Regions from separate parts of the Homo sapiens genome. Here region 2 is linked to region 1. A link is an interaction called in ENCODE POLR2A ChIA-PET data of the cell type or tissue named here. Cell type or tissue: PC-9. All regions are shown on one strand.

The links. ChIA-PET counts read pairs that join two places held together with the same protein. Peaks named below come from ENCODE experiments on the same cell type or tissue, not always from the same donor. Only the 100,000 strongest peaks of a DNase experiment are listed, where the experiment ranks them.
Region 2: POLR2A ChIA-PET joins it to region 1 with 6 read pairs; 2 of 35 experiments call an interaction of 5 or more read pairs at or near these places.

What each region holds. Positions count from the first base shown.
Region 1 is chr14:101,479,699-101,482,198 of GRCh38, forward strand. No RefSeq gene overlaps it. Among named protein-coding and RNA genes, the nearest start is that of LINC03117, 5.2 kb to the left of the region's middle. In PC-9, a CTCF peak has its summit at 574; DNase peaks (open chromatin) are centred at 713 and 1,463; H3K4me3 peaks cover 1,593 bases; H3K27ac peaks cover 2,436 bases.
Region 2 is chr14:101,533,440-101,535,939 of GRCh38, forward strand. All of the region lies in intron 4 of LOC105370673 (a long non-coding RNA gene), which reads right to left. Among named protein-coding and RNA genes, the nearest start is that of DIO3OS, 26 kb to the right of the region's middle. In PC-9, no CTCF peak of the experiment used is centred here; no DNase peak of the experiment used is centred here.

The DNA.
Region 1 (2,500 bases):
GGAGGCCGTCATCCTACGCGAATTAACGCAGGCACAGAAAATCAAATACTGCATGTTCTCACTTATAAATGTGACCTAAACACTGAGCACACATGGATACAAAGGAGGAAACAGGGAACACTGGGACATACTCTAGGGTGGAGGGAGGGGAGAGGCTGAGGATGGAAAAACTACCTTTCAGGTATTATTCGGATGACCTGGGTGACAAAATTATCTGTACACCAAACCCCATGACATGCAATTTACCCATGTAACAAACCTGCACATGTACCTTTGAACCTAAAATAAAAGCTGGGGGGAAAATTGTAGTAAATGTCCCTAAGTATGAAATAAATAAATAAAATTTAAAAATAAAAAAATTAATAAATCTTCAAATGCTTCCACATATTTTTTTCTGGTTTAAGCAAAGTTAGAGAGATGTTCTTGGGCCCCTAAAGGTATCAGGTTGAGACAGACATCCTCGCCCTGGGCCTGCGGAGCTTAATGGACAGGCCGGGTCCCCGGGCCACACTTACCAGTTAAGTGACCTGGGGCAAGTTACTTAACCACCCCATCTTCAATCCCTCATCTGCAAAACAGGGATAATGATACCTGCTCTGCAGAGCTTTTATGAGGATTGCTTAAGCTAATTGGTGTAAAAGCATTAATTCCAGCCTGGCCCCCAGGAGGCGATCAATAAAGAAGCATTACTCTTGTGAAATACTCTAGCCATCAGAGCAGGCAACAATGTTTCTGTCTTCTAAAACGTTCCCAAGAGAGCCTCGGCTTTACTCTACAAATAAGACCTCTTGATTTTATTCTGCGAGCTTAAATATCTTTGACTCTCTCATTACCTGAAACTCAAGGTCCTTAAATAGGTCTGAGGCCCCTAAACGTTCCTCTAAGTGCCCTGTAGAGCCATCACTTAGTGGCTGAGACACACTCGCTGGCTTTCCCATCGACAGATGCCTCGGTGGCCCTTTCTGGATCATCTAATCCCTGCTCCAGGCCACTGGCTCAAGTTCCCTCATTGTAATAAGTGCAAGGGAGGGTGTTTATGAAGGAAAGCGGGTTTGACTGAAGTCCAGGCTGAACTCGGAATTTCCCTGTTTGCTTTCTCTTCCTCCCCGGGCGTGCTGATGGACCAGACCTGCGGGAGCTAACTCAACAGGCCTCCAGCTGCCAGAGATTTGAGATGTTAGTCAGGGCTCAGGGGCGGGGGGCTCCGGGAGCAGGGAGCAGGGAGCTGGAGCCCTGAAAAGACCTCAGCGTCTCCTTGTCAGGACTGAACTTCCACCTTGGGTCCTCGCTGAGTCTTATTTTGCTAATGAGATCAGACAGGCTTGTAATTTTAGGTAACTGCAATTGCTAAGACTGGAAGAGAGACTCATTCTCTGGCATTCCCACAAATTCTTCCCAGTTTGTTTAGCTTAGGAAATTAGGCAAGAGCAGGTAGAAAAACGGCAGGTCAAACACAAGCCATTGCAAGAAACTGACTCATGCTTTACCAACAGCGTTATTCATCCCCCCCGTTCCTCTCCCTGGCTATGTATTTATTCGTTTATTCAGCAAACATTGATTGAGCACCTAACATGTGTCTCTGCCTTTTCACACCCTCAGGCCCTTGCCCAGGCTGCATCCTCCGCCATGTCCTCCCGTTGACCCACTGTGTATCCTTCTAGACCAGGTCAAAGGCTACCTCCTCTGGGAAGCCTGCCCCAAAGTTCCATGCCAGACCCAATCCCTGCCTCTCTGTAGGAAGGAGACTACCATGGCTCCCAAGAGGAGCACTGGCTGCCGAGTCAGAAGAGGTTGGCTGAGAAGCACGGCTCCAGGACATCCCTGATGTGTGGCTTGGGCAAGGTACTGAGGCTTTCTGCTTTCTTTCCTCTTCTATAAAGTGTGAATACTAATACCTCCCAAAACTAAGTGCCCAGGGTGCTACATAAAATACACTACACATCACTTTCCACGTGGAACTGAGCTTACAAGAAAGGCAAGGAGTTTCCCAGAGGCCAAAGGCAGGGGAAAGCCAAGAGCGAGAGTGATAAGTCGGTGCTGGCATGAAGCCACCTCAGGTGTCAGGCAGTCCCAGTGGCTTTCAGTGGCCATCCAGGGGCAGAGAGAAGGTGGGATGGCAGGATTGCCATCCTTGCACCAAACCAGAACCTCAGAGGTTCTAACGCCAGTGGAGGGGCAACTTGAGAAAACCACCTGCTGCATGTGGAGGCTTCTACTGCTTACCCATATTAAATGCTCTTCTTCCTCCAGGCGACAGATGAACACAGTCTCTGACCCCAGCAATTAGCCTGGGCTTGGGACTAGCTCTGGCCAAAGGGCTCTGAGAGGAAGCGATGTGAATCGCTCCTAGACTAAAGCCATTGACACCACCAGACTCGGCAGCGCCATCTCTCTCCTGTGGCACGTGTGGAGGCTGAGCCTGAAAATGGTAACCTGGACCCAGGCTGCTCCAGGGAAGACATTTCCCTGGAGAGTTACTCAAGTCCCCAGCAAACTTTGC
Region 2 (2,500 bases), 54 kb after region 1:
ATATCTGGGCACCCTGTGCCCTAGTCAAGTTGACACATAAAAACCAGCCATCAAAGCAGCTGAGGGAAACGAACACAGCTTCATGTGCCAGGATAAGGAGTTCTGCCTTGGTCCTGAGGACAATGGGGAGCCATAGAGGAGTATCCAGCAGGGGGTACACCAGGGTGAGGCTGGGCAGGAGGGAGATCCTGTGTGTCGTGGCTGAAAGAGAGATGGGGAGGACGCCCGGGCCTGACAGAAGGGTGGAGAGACTCTACATACATCTATCTAGGAGGTGGGATGAGCAGGTCTGTGTGGTGAGGGAGGGAGAGTGGGGGTGACATGCAGGTTCCTGGGGCAGGTGCAGGCAGATAGCACGGGAATTGTGGGTTTTGCTTTGCAGGGGTGACCAGGAAACCCACAGCATTCACCTCTCCACCCCACATCTGCACAGACACCCATCACGGGGATGTGCTAACCCGGCGAGTGTGGCCACCAGATACTGGCCCATGCGTCGGGACAGCCACCAGCCCCGGCCTAGGAGTGCTAGCCCTTGAGGGCGTGACCTTAGCCAAGGCCCAGATCACCTTAAAACTCAGGACTGGGGGTGGGGGGGGCACTGGGCCTGGGGGAGGAGAGGCTGAAAAGTGTCTTTTTTCCTGAAGAAGACAGAAATCCTCGCCTCACCTCAGCTGTAATAAGCTAATTTTCTCTTCTAAATGGGGCGTAATCAAATTCAGCCCCATAGCCTCATTTCCAGGCAACTTTATTCATTGTTATTTTTATTCCAAGAATTCCTTGGCATTTTCTGGGAGCCACTGAAGTGTTTAATAGCTGCCTAAGTAACGGCGTGCCCTCTTTGGAGCAAAACTGAGGAGCAAAGATTCCTAACTGGGGAGGTCCTGGAAGGACATGTGAGGTCAGCTGGCCCAGGTGTGGGAATGAGGCCAGGGTGGCAGGCGCCAAGGGGCACCTGGCTGGCTCAGTGGGCAGGACCCAGGCTGGGCCGGGGCCTCTAGGTGGTTCTGAAAAGCCTGAGAGCTTGGGCAGAGGAAGCAGTCAGGGGCCTCTGGGTTGGTAGGGAGATGAGGCAGAGGTGCCATACCTGCAATGCAGAAAGTAGGGGGGTCCTCAGAGCTCCCACTCTCCATGAAGACAGGGCTCCAGGGAACAGGGGGCTAGCATCTGCAGCTCTGAATCTCCATTAAGCCCAGCTTTGGGGACCACAGGCTTCTTGGGGTGGCCCCAGCCCCTAGCGAGGAGTCGCCAGGCCTTTCCCACGCCTTCTCAGAGGCCAGACCACAGCACAGGGTGGAGGAGACCCTGTCCTACTAAGAGTGGGACAAGGTCTGCACCTCCTCTGTGTCCAGGACAGGGACACCGGGCAGCAGCAGAGGGCCAAGGATGAGCAGACAGAACAGAGGCAGCACCAGAGTCCAGCAGGGAGGCAGCCACCATGGTCGGCAGGGTCTGGGCTGTGGTGGGGGGACAGGGGAAACTTCAAGGCAGACCACACAAAGGTGGCGAGTCCACCAGGCCGAGGGGACACTTGGATGTCCACAGCTTAGATACAGAGGAGGGGGCAGTGGGTGGCTGAGATGGACTAGAACTAGGCATCAGGGGAGGTTGATGGAACTTTGAGGAACCTGAGGAGGTTGGAAATGCTGGAGCCGAGAGCCGATGGGGCAAGAGGTTAGGGCTCACCTGGCTAGGGCTGCCCAGCCACTGCCAAACTCCATGTCCCCTGACCATCCCCTCTGACACCTGTGTCCAGAGACAGGGCGTCCACTGCCCCCAGGAGTATTTTTTAGCTTCTCCGGGTCCCCTCCATCCCCACTGCACTTGGCCACCAAGCCCTCCTGGGCACTGTAAGGAGCTGTGAGACCACGGTGGGTGCGGCCAGTATGGTTCTCATTCATGTTGCTTAAATCATTAACTGGCTCTTTTGTAAGAGTCATCTGACGTTCAGGAAGTCTTTTGATGCCTTTCAAAAGGCTTTTTTATAAGTGTTTCTAATCCTTTTCTCTTAAAAACAGGAAGTTACACTTTGCAACCCTAAACACCAGAAGGTCAGAATTTGGTTGGCGAGGCAGATGCCACAGGCTCCGGATGGCTGTTAAATCTGCCCAGCCCTGGCCCAGTTCTCGGACTGAAGACACAGACAGGGGCCCAGGAGGAAACGGCTGGGCCCAGACCACCTCGTGGGTGATGCCTCCCCAAGAGAAGATGTGGCACACAGGTCTTCTCCAGGGCCCCTCCCCAGACAACGGACCCCCCGCTGCCCAAGCCAGAAAGCCGGGTGTCGTCCTCAGAGTCCCGTCTTCCTCAGCCCCACCCCCTGCTGCTGCCCTTTCTACTCCCTAGATCTGGCCTCTCCCTCCCTGCCCACTGCCTGGAATGGTGCTCCAGGGCCTTCACTTGCCTGTACAGGGCCCCCCAGGACTGGGTGGGGGGCTGCTTCTCTCTCCTTCCTTCCCACCTTTCACTCTCAGCTCCAACCCCAAACCACACTGTGGTCGCC